Linked DNA regions of Homo sapiens: region 1 is linked to region 2. Evidence: chromatin contacts called from ENCODE Hi-C or POLR2A ChIA-PET data. All regions are on one chromosome and are shown on one strand. The core of a region is the stretch at or near the end of the contact, and the rest is flanking DNA. Distances in the headings are between cores, read along the strand shown. Region 1 overlaps LCP1 (lymphocyte cytosolic protein 1). Region 2 overlaps COG3 (component of oligomeric golgi complex 3).

Region 1 (7,033 bases), core at 2,263-4,762, 640 kb after region 2:
GATATATAGATTTGGGAGTCAACAAAATACACACAACCCCCTGACCATAATTCAGCAAATGACACCAATGCAGGAGTGTTGGAGCACGATTATGCTGCATTTCTAGTGAGAGTAAAGCACTGTGGAAAAGGATCAACTCATACTTCAAATCTGAATCTCCTTGCTTGGGTGATATTCATTTAATATTAGTTGACCTTTGTCTCAATATTGGGACTAGTTCATGATTTTTTTAAAAAAGTCAAGTAAACATCTCCAGCACCTCTACCTGGTAGAACGTAATTAAAGCTATATGCTTTTTGTTGAATCTTAGAGCATTAACCTGAAAAATACAACTGTTAGGGATTCTGCCTCAAAATACTTTTCTGTGGCTCCCGTAAGAAACAAAAGAAAACCAAAAACTCAGTAAGCATATCCCAGCATACCTTAAATATCATTTTTTGGAAATGGATGGTGGCAATTTCTTGTCTCTAGGAATCAACACAGTCCATTAAGTACGTAAATTATCTTTTTGAAACTCAGGATTTATTTCATCTAATAACTAAATGCATTATCTTTCCTAAAACATTTAATTCTGATAATGGATGAACGCTTTGTTAATGGACGTGATAGAATGGTATTTGATTATTCCTGCTTGGCTGAAATTGACTTGATGAATCTATTTATTCTCTTTGTTGCATACCAGAGAATTAATGGCCTGTTTGCACATGTAAATAGTTTATATTTGCTTAGGAAGTGAGTTTGAATTGCCATTGAATTAGAATTGTGAGTGCCTTTCCCCATCTTAGGCAAATCGTTTACAGTTACCTTCAAGAGCCCCCCAGTCAATGTCCTGGTTCTCTGGTTTGTGCAGGGCAGGGTATCTGTTAAAGAGGTTGGCAATAAAAGCCAAGTTCAACTTGGGGTTCCCTCGGACAACATCTGTGGCTGTGACAAACTGCCGGCAGCCCAGCCTCTCCGCCTGCTGCAGCATGCATTCTGCCCTCTGGATGTCATCCTTCTCCTGCAATGCAAAAGGATGTCTCAGGGCTGGGTCAAGGCTCTCCATGCACAAAGCAGATTGCATAATGTGAAAAGAAATGGGAATCTCACTGAAATCATTAGTGTTTATCTCAGGCAGACACTTAATAACAGCACATTATTGCCTATATGCACCTGCACCAAAATCAGAAAGTCACAAGTAAAAGGAATCTCAGAGGTTAAGTAACAAGGATCTCTCATCTCCTTTATCAAACTATTTCAGATGAGTGGTTGGTTGCTCTGTTTCAAAAGAGATGCAGTAGATTCTGAAAACTGATCATTTGAGTTTATCTTAATTATTTCCAACCATTAAGATTCCTTTTTATTATTTGTGTGCACAGATGACATGAGATTGTCTATCAAAAATTTTATTTATTAATTTATATTCCCATAACCAGTTCACAAAAGATATTTACACTTGCCAGTAAGAACATATGATTAGCATAACCACTGTCTCCACATTGAGTTGGTATACTTGCAACCCAAATAAAATAAATTTTATCAGTTAACCTATGTATTATTATTGATAAATATATAATATCAATTTTATTTTTGCAGACTTCAGATTTTGAACCACTCAATGTGCTCAAATAATTCTAGAGAATCTCTAGCCATTTGTAAGTGACTCTTAACCCTAAAATTTTGCTGAAATATGGCCCACTGTCCTTAAAGTACATGAAACCACCAATTTTCAGAAAACAAAACTTTAAATTAGGATGATTTCTTAATATGACCCTTTACTAGATAACGCTACACATTATGCATTTCATGAGCTTTACTTGTCATTTACTTTTACTCTACTTCTCATTAGGAATCAGTTGACTTCAACATGAACTCATTGGATTTAACTCCAGTGATATTAAATGAGGCACAGAAACGGGCAAAGAGACTTCTCAAGATCAGTATTAAAGTGGCGGCAAAACAGAAGTTTTATTATAACATTCAGACCCATGTGGGGTTATAGAGTCTACTAAATGATGAACATATATAGAATTGCCTAGCATGCTGGATGGTGTTTAATTACTATTGGTTTCTTTCTTTAATGTTGTATTTCCAGATTCAGTTTTCATCAATTATTATCCCAAACTGCTCACAGTTTTACCGTTTTAACAGGGCTTTAGGCAGAAATGCCCAGTCATGGAACTCCAGAATCAGGGCCACACAAGGTAATGGAACTGCCAACATGAAAATAGCATCATATTCTCCAAACACAACTGGGACCTGGCCTTACCCGCAGTCCTGACATGTCAATAACAACAGCAGGAACACCTTCTTCATCTCCTTTTGGAGCCACCTGCTCAAGCAGGTGGTAATAAGCTTTTGAGTCCTGTGAGAAATTAAGAAATTCCAATTTCAAAATAGCACAGCTAATTACATACTTAGCATAACAATGATTTCCCAAAAGCAAACATTTTATTTCATATTCAGCTATCATTCCAGAATGTAACTTAACAAAGCTAGAAACATTCACTAATTTGAATGTTCTATTTGTCTCTTTACATATCACATTTGCTTTTCTTTTTAAAAGGAGCGTAACAATAAAATAGACAAGATATACACAAAAGGCACCCTAAAGAAGTGGATATTATTCTGTTGTCTTTAGGGGAGAAAAACAACTTATTTACATGAATTAAATTGTATACAGGAAAATATATATATACCTTTATATTGCTGTAGAAGTCAGTCAGCTAAGGTTTAATTAAAAAAAAGTGACAGAAAAAGGAAGCACAAGTTTAAAGCGAGTTTAAAATACATTTAAATGGACAATCAGCAAGAGAAAAAGATGTCAAAGACAGAAGATTGAAGCATTAACAAGCAATCTTTACGTAAAAGGAGAAATATTAAGAAAAGTGCATTTCATATTTATCTAGAAGCTAGAAAAATGGTTCAATTTAGTTATAGCAGATTAGATACAGGTATTGAATTCTCAAGTTTTCTTAGATTCTGAAAATATGCTTATTGACAAAAAGAATTCTCAGAATTATAGTCTTAAAATATAAATTTATTCTTAGTCAATGAAAGCATACAGATTTTCAGGTAGTTTATTTAAATCATTTAATAGCATCTCAATTTCTCATAAAGATCGAAAAATCAGCTATTATTTTGTTTCTACAACTGGTTAGGGTAGGTAAGGCCTGGGCAGAGGAGAGGTATGCTCACCACTTTTGGCATTAGAAAGAGGAGAACCAGAGAGTGTGAATCATTGATGTTGCACCTGGGGAAAATGATCTTCATCTCCCTTCTATCTACCCTCCCTTCTCTGACTTTTCACTGTAGCTATTTTGAAGTCAGTGAAAGTCACATGCAGGTGTCAGGCACCAATACCATCTGCCTGCCCTGGGTTACATCTTTTTAGTTTGGCTAAGAGTAACCTCATTTCACCTGACTCTCATGAACCTTCTCACTCACTCTAGCCTGGGTGTTCTCCTCGCCTTTGCCAATTTACACGATTTAAAGACATCTCCCAAGGTTGCTGGCTGGCTACTCAGACATACACATGACAGCACGGAGTCAGTTGCCATGCAGCGGCTGCCAGAGAACAGGCACAACACTGTATAAGTAAGTGCTCATCTGGCCAGCTCCTATCTCATACAGACACTTCCCAAAGCACAAAATGGTGGTTCTAGAGAACACAGCCATTTAATGACAGGAAATTAGGTAAATTTACAGCTGAGATCTGACAGCCTAATTTTGTCTGAAAAGTTTTGCAATTGCAGAGCTTAACTGTTGAGCACAAAGGGAGAGCATGACAGCCAGCTCCTGTTAAAACCCAGGTCGGTTGGTGGTGCTAGAAGAATGTTAATAGCCCATGAAAGATGCATAGTTAGAAAGATGGATTTAGCTTAGATCCTAAAAAATGGGGGCTTTCCATCTAGAAGCTTGACTCTGACTGGCACAGTGCCTGACACACGCTGAGTTCTAAATGCCACTGAATGCACGTCATATAGCAGTGGGAAACTGTTACTCAAAGAATTACAAGCCTAGGTGTACTCCTGTTGAGTCATGTGAACTTTCCTCTGACTCTTTCTCTTTGGGGAAAAGTTATTTAATGTTTGAGAAAGTGGAGACTGAAGTATTTTCCTGGTGTTGCATCCCAGCATCTCCTACTCTTTCCTTCTAGGGACCGCTTTCCATTCCTTTCTGCTCCTTAACCACTTTCTATCTTCATCCATCTGTCATCATTGCCAATAGCTGTTTTCTTTCACCTTGACAGGGAACTTTTCATATACTTGAAAACCACAGTGTATTCCTGCCTCAGCCTTTCCCCTATGGACCTCTTTGTCTCTTTATCTGTAAAATGAGAGGATAATAACCCTTACCTCATGGGGTTGTTGTAAGGATTCAATAAGAGAATACACATATAAATCAGTTAGAACAGTGCCTGGCATGTTGCAGACACCATGTTTGCTGTTATTAGTATAACTAGAAGAGTCATCTTCATTTAATTTTTTACAGGGAATTCCCATCTGCTGCTCCCATTTATGAAACCAGAGACATTACAGACCTACATATATTCCCTTTACTTGGACAGCAGACTGTTCTCTTGCTCTTCCTCTAGCTCACCTTTGTCCCTCTACTTCCTGATATGGAAACTCCAATCGAGACACTGCACTAGGACTCTGGGCAGGTCTGTGTATGGCCCAGGACTAGAGCAGCAGATGGGCTCTCAAGGACAGTGAGCACCTCCAAAACAGCACCAGACTACCCTGGAACTTCTGAAGAGAGGAAGCCCCAAATCTTTATCTTTTCTTTATTATTGCCCAAATTCCCCTTCACTCCTGCAGAGAGTCATGTTCAAACAACGCTCCTCCTACCTTGATGTCAGTACTGAAGTTGCCAATTTTGTTGCAGCCTGCATTTTCCAGGTGGTAATTAGCCCACCTCAGCAAGAGCTCTTCAGGGGAGAGTTTCATCAAATCCTCCAGGCTCTCACCTTCTCTCAAAAGAGCAATCAGAGCTGAAGAAGCACAAAAACCACAGAAAAATAAATGCAGCGATGTTGGGGGAGGGGGGTTGGTTATAACTTTCATTAAGCTCTGCTAAAAAGCTAAAGATAACAACGTTACCTCTTTGGGGTAAAGGTTCTTGTAGCCTTTCCCATGGATTAAATATTTTATTATTATTCCCTAAAAAGAGGCGTAAGCCATTGTGAGCTTATTTATTATCTCCATTTTCCAGATGGAGAAAACAAAGCACAGTGAATCTCAACGCTATGTTTAAGAACATTTGGGCAGAGCCATAAAAATAACCAAGGCTACTGGCTCGGATGTTTTGCTGGGTCTGTCAAACCACATTTCACAATATGACAACATTTTTGCTTTTAAGAGATCAATTTTGTAATAATAACAATGTTCTCTTGTCTATTCCCATAGGTGTTTTATATTTCAAGTGCTTACCTGCCTAATTATAGCAACTCAACAATGTAATCAACTCTCCTCTACGTTTTCCCAGATGAGTAAGTATTTTTTTGCTCAGCTAGAAGGTTTAAATTTAGCTGAGGTCATTATTTGAAGATCAATATTCTTTCTCACAGGTTCTAAGATCCCTATTTCCTCTCCCCCGCCTTCTTTATATTATGTTTAATACATTGGTTTTTAAATAATATTTCAGGATTTTTCATTGGTTATTGTGATTTGGACATATAAATAAAAAAGTATGTATAACTAAAGATTAGAACTTGACTACAGATTTCATATTGGTAGGATTTGTACCTGATAACTAAAAGATAACATCGTGTTTTGCATGATACTTATCAAGGTGGGCTACCTCTGTCTAAGCCAGGGGGCTGTCACTGTTTACATACAGATAAGATGGTGAGAGAAGACGCAATAAGATTGACAGCTACATATTTAGTTGAGAACTCTGAAACCCTAAATGGAATTTTCTACGGTCTTTAAAAATGTTTATTCTAGCCTGCATAGATTTAAGGTGTGTAACGTGATGTTTTGGTATACTTATCTTGGTAGACACATACACAGTAAGGTGGTTACTGTTGGTCAAGCAAATTAACATACTCACATCTCATATCGTTACCTTTCTTTTTCTTTCTTTCTTTCTTCATTTCTCTCTCTATCTCTTTCTTTCTTTCTTTTTTGTAGGAAGAGTGCCTGAAATCTACTTTCTTGGCAAATTACCAGTATACAGCACAATATTATTAACTATAGCCCTCGTGCTGTTTAGATCTCCACTTATTCATCCCATATAATTGCAACCTTGAACCCTTTGACCTATACCTTCCTCTATAGTTTTGATAAGAAATAGACCAAGTTCCTCCTAATCTGGTACCTTCACTATAGTATATGAATGTGAGTTGCTTACTTCGCAAAGTGCAAGTTAAAAGTCCTCTTATTTGTTACAAATATCTAAAGGCAAAGTGAGCTCTGAAAAAACCTCTTGAGGTTAGAGTGCCAAACATTCAAGACTGAGCCCTATGCTCCAAACAAACATTATTGTTAGTCTATGGTCTTAAAAAGCTTTTGCTCTATCATTAAAAAACGTCTGGTCTGTGTGTATAGAATCTGTGACATGAATACCATGGAATCAATATAACTGTGTAGTTTTCAAAACTTGAGAATTTCTGACATCTTCCTCCTACAGTCCCCAACGCGTAAGTTATTAGAAAGCTGTGTCATAAATGACCTTTGGGACTTGCTCTTACCTTCATTTCTGCTGAGTTCAATGTCAGCAAACAACCCAATCTTGATGACTTGCCACAGAAGTCCCAGGACCAGATAAGGCTTCCCCTCCTTCAGGTCCTCAGCCCCTATGTTGACCACATGGCACCCGATGGCTGAGGCAGAGTTCAGAGCCAAGTTCAGATTTTCCTGAGGGAGAAAATGTATGCAAGTTTTTGTTCTATGACTTTGTAGATGCCAAATAATACCGATGGCAACAGTAACAATGTTTTCCTTCTGCGAAGGTCACAGGTTTAGAGTCATGGTCTTCACTCATTTTAACATTGAGAAAAAAACAGTGACTCATAACCAGAAGAGAAAATCCAGTAACCCAGACACCG
Region 2 (7,443 bases), core at 2,842-5,341:
ACCCCAATAGGCGGAGGTTGCAGTGAGCTGAGATTGTGCCACTGTACTCCAGCCTGGGCAACAGAGCCAGACTCTGTCTCAGAAAAAAAGAAAAAAAAAAAAAGCCTGGGTGTGGTGGCTCATGCCTGTAATCCCAGCACTTTGGGAGGCTGAGGTGGGTGGATCACTAGGTCAGGAGATCAAGACCATCCTGACCAACATGGTGAAACCCTGTCTCTACTAAAAGTACAGAAAATTAGCCGGGTGTGGTGGCATGAGCCTGTGATCCCAGCTACTCAGGAGGCTGAGGCAGAAGAATCACTTGAACCCAGGAGGTGGAGGTTGCAGTGGGCTGAGATTGCGCCGCTGCACTCCAGCCTAGGTGACAGAGCCTAGGTCCAACCTAAAAAAAAAAAAAAAAAAAAAAAAAAAAAAAGGAAAGAAAGCACTAAGCTTCAACCTTTCTCCCTCATCCCTTTCCCCTCAAATCTGTGCTATACAACCTACAGGCCTTCTTGTAAGAATATGCTGCTATAACCATTTATAAAAAGGAATTAATGTTTGCTCTGTAACTTAATACCAGTGTATCATAGATCTACTTCTATTTTCTTATTATTGAAAACATTCCAAATATACAGAAAAGTTGAAAGAAAGATGAATGATGAACACCCATACCCACAACTTGGATTCAAGACTTAACATTTTATTTTTTATATATATTTTTATATATATATATATATACACACACACACACACACACACATACACATATATATACATATATGTGTATGTGTGTATTTGTATGTGTTGGGGTGTGTGTGTAAATATATATTTTATGAACCATTTTAAATTATTGACGTCATTGACACTTCACCCTTGAGTATTTCAGCATCTCCAAAAAATAACGACATCTTTTACTTAACAATAAACCATTATTGCACTAAAAATTTAATGAGTTTGCTAATGTCCTCTAATGCCTAGTCCATCTTTCAATATCACCTGTTGTCTCAAAGTATTATACCAGCTCCACTTTTCATGGTTCATTTGAAATTTGGTCCCTCGACCCAGAAGTGATTGTACTTCCCTTACAGAGGTGTCTTTGCTCAACCATACTCCCCACCTGCTCTTCCTCACAGTCGCCAGAGTCTGCCTTTTCTGACCTTCCCAGTGGTGGGGGGAAGCCCGCTCTGGTCACCTGGGAATTGGATGTACTAACTAGGCCTGTATGTGATTTGACTCAGAGTGTGGAAGACAGTCTGACAGGTGAACCTAATTTGATTAATCCCCCTGTTTAGAAGTGCTTTGTTTTCTTGTTACTCCCCCACCTCCACAGGCTCCCACCTGCTTCCTTCCTCATGACTACATAGAGATCTGCTTCCTTTTTTTTTTTTTTTGAGACGGAGTCTCACTTTGTTGCCCAGGCTGGAGTGCAGTGGCGAGATCTTGGCTCACTGTAACCTCCGGCTCCCAGGTTCAAGCGATTTTCCTGCCTCAGCCTCTCGAGTAGCTGGGACTACAGGCACACGCCACCACGCCTGACTAATTTTTGTATTTTTAGTAGAGACGAGGTTTCACCACATTGGTCAGGATGGTCTTGAACTCCTGACCTCATGATCCGCCTGCCTCGGCATCCCAAAGTGCTGGGGTTACAGGCGTGAGCCACTGTGCCCAGACGATCTGCCTCCTTTTTAATGGCTGCATTCTATAATGTGATTATGCTTTTCCTATGTTCCATAAAGATTATTGATCACAATTTGGGAAAAGCAACTTGGGTTGAGCATATATATATGAAGCTGGAATGTATGTATGTCCATATTCATGTGTATTCTCAGTTACTGTGTTAAATCTCACCTGTCACTGATTTAGATTTCTTAGGGTATTCTTGATGAAAACTGAGGTGGGAAAAAATTGGTGCCCTCTAGCTACTTATAGCTAATGAGAATAAGCAGTTTATAGTTGCCATGTAAATTATTGTAAGACAAATATCCACATGTGTGAAATGTGTCTTCTTTTCCACTTGGGTTTTAGGTTCAACAGAATCCCTCAATCCTAGACCACAGACCACAATTTCTCCAGCAGATCTTCATGGAATGTGGTATCCTACGGTTCGAAGAACTCTTGTCTGTCTCTCCAAATTATACAGATGCATAGATGTACGTGTATCTTTACTGTGAATTGCTCGTTCTTTCACTTGAAATATTTTTAAATTTACATTTTAAGATCTTGATAAAGTATTTTGTTGGATATTCTTAAAATCATGATTTTTAGATATGGAAGTAACTTGAGGTCAAGCTAATTTAGGAATTTCTAACCTGAACTTTCTATAGAAACTTATAATTCAGTAATGGGCTTTGGGGAGTCTATGGACACCTCAAAATTGTGGGCAAATTTTGCATGACTGTTTTATGTGTGCATTCCTGAAGAGAAGACCCTGACTGCATTTAGAGCAATGATTAAATACAGCAGTCATGTAATGAATTGTCTAGATGCCACTATTTCTTAAGGATATGGTTCAAAAGGAGTATGCATTTACCCTTACACCGCAGAGATATTTTATATTGTAGGACTGCACAGTTGTTTCATTGGGTCAGTAGAATGTACACTACTCTATATTTAATTTAAAATGCATAATTGCTGGGCTTTGTGCTTATAGATTTTGAAATGCTACCAAAAGTGCCTTTTGCCCAGTTCTGGGACTCTTAAGGACAGGCCCAGATCACCTCTACAGACTTAGATGTCTCAGCCTTTTTGCCCAGCTGATGAGATCTCTTCCAGAGAGAGGTTTGGATATTTGGCATCTCTTCCTCCCCAGGGTGTCCATTAGGTTTATTGAATAATGATATTAGGCTGAGATTCAGCAACTTCCTGCAGTGGAGTCAGGATCCCAAGGAAAATACGCAGGAGGCATATTCCACATAGAACCCATTGTCATCACAGACTCTAGGAAATAAAACCTCTTAGGGTGCTTAACAGGGATTTTAGCTTAATAGTAGGTAGGCCTGAGGAGGTCACTATGCCAGTTTTGTCTTATGCCTTAGGCTGGCTTATTCTTTTTTCACCTAGCTTATATTCAAATCTTAACACTTTTAGTCTTACCGATCAAAGGTGGGGAAAGACAATCCAGTGTAAAATACGTTAAGGCTGAGCAAGGGAAGGCGAGGGTCTTGGTCTAAGCTGCTCATCTTAAGCTTTCTTAGGCAGGGTTAGTGACCCAGCAGGTGGCAGCTCTAATCTCTCCTTCCTATAGTAATAGCCTTGTGGGAAACCACAGAACAGGGAGAAGCAATGTAAAAAGAGAATAACATCAAGTTGGAGACCAGGGCCCAGGACAGTGGCCTAATAATGAATAGGCTCATATTTATGTAGAATGGAGGCTGGGAGTGAAGCAAGGGGACTGACAGGAGTCCTGGTCCAACCACCATGCCACACCTCTGGGAAGATAGTAATGGCAGAATTAAATTAAGAATCATACTGCCTATACCATTTGGTAACCTGTTTTTTTTTTTTTTAAACTCCATTATGAATTTCACCGCCTCCTTCAGCATTCTTTGATTTCATAAACAGTATTCTATAATTTAGATTTAGTCCTATTTTATTTGTCAGTCCCCTGTCTTTGAACATTTATGTTATTTCCAGTTTATGGCTGTTCTAAATAATACTGTAATGAAGAGCCATGTACATGATTTCCTAAAATACAATTCTGTTGTATTTTTAGAAGTGGATTTACTGAGGGTTTGTTTTAAAGTTGGTTTTAGAGATTTAAAAAAGAGCCCCACATGAGATCTTGTTGGAGCGAAGGCTCCGTGAGGTCAGAACCATGCCTGCCTATATTTCTAGCATCTAGCACAGTGCCTAGTATGCTAATCAATATTTATTGAATGGTCACATGAATGTTTCCAGGGATGACTGCATATTACATATCTATGTGTTGGTTTAGAAAGGTTGCATGGGAATAGGAAACCAGGAAGAATAATACAAGTAGTAAATTAATCCAACCATGAGGGCAAGCAGGCATTGTTATTTGCACTTACAGCCTAGGATATTCCTTTTTTTTTGTTTTGTCAAATGCCACAGGCTGATTATTCTCTTTTATTCCACCAGAGGGCAGTGTTCCAAGGATTATCACAGGAAGCATTGTCTGCCTGCATTCAGTCCTTACTTGGAGCGTCAGAGTCTATCAGCAAAAACAAGGTTTGATGAAGTGTTAGGTGAAATCCTGTTTCCTGGTAAAATATTGTGGAATATAGCATTTACTTATAGGCACAGAAGTTTAAAGCTGTTTTGGCAGTAGGATTTGTTTAACATGATTGAATTTTGAGGCTCTTTGAGAGAAACTGTTATTTCATTATAGTGCTAAATAAAGACTGTACTATATAAGAGAGTCCAACTTTGCTAAAGTACCAAAAGTGGTACTTAGGTTACACATTCTATAGAGTAAAGGTTTCTTGTTGTAGTCCTAGCCACTGGGGAAATGATACTATTTCCCTGGAATACCAAGAAAGCATTTTCAAGGAAACATCACAATTTATAATCATCTCTCTCTACGATAATGTTTTAAATAGTTGAATGTTCTTACATGGAGGAAATGAGTCAGTCAATTTTGAGGACAGGTAATTGTGGCTCTGGGTTGTGTGACTAGAAGGAGTCACCATGACTGTATGGCTTACAATTTTGTTTGTTTGTTTTGAGACAGGGTCTTGCTTTGTCTCCCTGGCTGAAGTGCAGTGGTGTGATCATAGCTCACTGCAGCCTCTATCTCCTGAGCTCAATCCATCCTCCTACCTCAGCCTCCCAAGAATCTGGGACTACAGGCATGTACCTTCATGCCCCTGCCAAGTTTTGTATTTTTTGTGGAGACAGGATTTTGTCATGTTGCTCAGGCTGGTCTCAAACTCCTGGGCTCAAGTGATTTGCCCACCTTGGCCTCCCAGAGTGCTGGAATTACAGGTGTGAGCCACTGTGCCTGGCCTTTTTTTTTTTCTGAGAGAGGGTCTTACTCTGTCACCTAAGCTGGAGTGCAGTGGTATGATCTCTGTTCACTGCAGCCTCAACCTCCTGAGGTGAAGCAATTCTCCTGCTTCAGCTTCCTGAGCAACAGGACTACAGGTACCTGGCTAAATTTTTTATTTTTTGTAGAGACAGGATCTCACCATGTTGCACAGGCTGGTCTCAAATTCCTGGGCTCAAATGATCCTCTTGACTCAGCCTTCCAAAGTGCTGGGATTACAGGTGTTAGCCACCGCACTTAGCGGTTTACAGTTTTTAATCCAGAAGGGATCTGGGGCTGAAGGCTGCTGGCATGTGCTTCTCCCACAGACCCTGAGATTTTTTTTTTTTCCCAGGAAGTAGAGCATGTTCAAAAGTGTTGCTTTGCTTAACTCTCCTCTTAAAATACCTGTCACCTATAGGGAAGGAGCTGTGGGAGCTGTTTCTAGCCAAAATTTTCTTCCCACTTGGAGTGTTCAGATCCTGTGAACTTTTTTTGATATATGGATTTATAAACGTGACTTTTAAGGCTTTTATATATATATATATAATATATACATATAAATTATATATATATAATATATACATATAAATTATACATATAATATATACATATAAATTATATATAATATATACATATAAATTATACATATAATATATACATATAAATTATACATATAATATATACATATAAATTATATATAATATATACATATAAATTATACATATAATATATACATATAAATTATACATATAATATATACATATAAATTATATATATAATATATACATATAAATTATATATATAATATATACATATAAATTATATATATAATATATACATATAAATTATATATATAATATATACATATAAATTATATATATAATATATACATATAAATTATATATATAAAAGTGATATATACATTTTATATATATGTATCTCTCCACAGAATAATTTGGGATCTTGTTGCTAGGAAAGCTTTATCTTTGTGACCACTATATTTTTCTCATTCATGAAATGGAGAGGTGAAATGAAATTTTCACATGGGGACTAGAAATAAAGTTATAGACAGGCAGATTTAAGTTTTAACAAGTATTTCCAAGTCTGTGCCCGCACATTTTTGATAATAGGTGAAATTAGAAAACACATGTCTAATGTTAAGGAAATGGTTACATAAATTGTGGCATGTTTTATATAACAATATTACACAGTCATTAAATTTTTAAAAATGAAACAATAAAATTTAACTTAAACATATTAAGACAACAGGTATTTAAGATGCAAATCAGATAATATGGTATGACTATGTAATAAAATGCATTGAAGAAAATATGTAACAGTGAAAGCTTTTAGGTGACTATGGATGATTTTTTCTCTCATTCCCTATACATCTCTTTATTTTCTACAGTGATCCTGTGTTTCTCAGATCTCAGGAGGGAAAAATATGACCTAATTTTAAAAAAAGTTCATAGGCTTATGTCCTCTTGTACCACTGTCCTCTCTCTTTTTTTTTTTTTTTTTTTTTGAGACAGAGTCTCACTCTGTCACCCACGCTGGAGTGCAGTGGCGCTATCTCAGCTCACTGCAACCTCCACCTCCTGGGTTGAAGCCATTCTTGTGCCTTAGCCACCCAAGTAGCTGGGATTACAGGTGTGTGCCACCACGCCCAGCTAATTTTTGCATTTGTAGTAGAGACAGGGTTTCACCGTGTTGGCCAGGCTGGTCTTGAATGCCTGACCTCAAGTGATCCACCCGCCTTGGCCTCCCAAAATGTTGGGATTACAGGAGTGAGCCACTGCACCTGGCCATGTCCTTTCTCTTAAGGGAGGCATGAAAAGCGTTTTGATAGTTCGGTCTTTTGCCCTCCTTATCTGTAGGCCATCCTCTTTTATCTAATTCTGTTTCCTACATATTATAAGAGGTTTAAATATGTATGGAGAAGCTCTCAATTTGATAGACACTAGCTTATTATTTTCATGGTTGAGCTTGTGTACTTTTTTTTTTGTTTGTTTGAGATGGAGTCTCCCTCTGTCGCCCAGGCTGGAGTGCAGTGGCGTGATCTTGGCTCACTGCAAGCTCCGCCTCCCAGGTTCACGCCATTCTCCTGCCTCAGCCTCCCTAATAGCTGGGACTACAGGCGCCCACCACCATGCCCGGCTAATTTTTGTATTTTTAGTAGAGACGGGGTTTCACCATGTTAGCCAGGATGGTTTCTCTGTCTCCTTACCTCGTGATCCGACTGTCTCGGCCTCCCAAAGTGCTGGGATCACAGGCGTGAGCCACCGCGCCTGGCCAAGCTTGTGTACTTTTATCTTAAAAAGTGATCAGTGAAAATGGATTAATGTCTTAAACAGTTTTTTAAGGCAAGAAATTGTTCTTACATACTTAAACTGAGCACCTGTCAACAAATTAACATGATACTATTTGCTGGATTACAATAGCTTTAGTGAAGTAATAAAATCTATATGATACAA

The links. Hi-C counts contacts between places; a loop is a spot of excess contacts on that map. ChIA-PET counts read pairs that join two places held with the same protein, here RNA polymerase II (POLR2A). Pooled maps may share reads with other maps.
Region 1: a map of psoas muscle shows a loop between it and region 2 (4-fold over the local background). The contact joins two enhancer-like sites. A Hi-C loop is called at or near these places in 1 of 168 maps with a recorded cell type or tissue (psoas muscle), 2 of 37 single-sample maps with no recorded cell type and 7 of 50 pooled maps. POLR2A ChIA-PET finds 5 or more read pairs at or near these places in 1 of 52 experiments (A549).

What each region holds. Positions count from the first base shown.
Region 1 is chr13:46,146,104-46,153,136 of GRCh38, forward strand. LCP1 (lymphocyte cytosolic protein 1) reads right to left here. Exons shown (of 16, transcript NM_002298.5): 7 at 6,677-6,842; 8 at 4,833-4,975; 9 at 2,249-2,344; 10 at 805-1,000. Among named protein-coding and RNA genes, the nearest start is that of LCP1, 33 kb to the right of the region's middle. RefSeq lists an enhancer at 3,893-5,092. Within about 2 kb of position 3,513, at least 2 of the 41 ENCODE cell types and tissues checked have a DNase peak (open chromatin) inside an H3K27ac peak, as active enhancers do.
Region 2 is chr13:45,507,685-45,515,127 of GRCh38, forward strand. COG3 (component of oligomeric golgi complex 3) reads left to right here. Exons shown (of 23, transcript NM_031431.4): 15 at 2,008-2,132; 16 at 4,081-4,170. Among named protein-coding and RNA genes, the nearest start is that of COG3, 46 kb to the left of the region's middle. Within about 2 kb of position 4,092, at least 4 of the 41 ENCODE cell types and tissues checked have a DNase peak (open chromatin) inside an H3K27ac peak, as active enhancers do.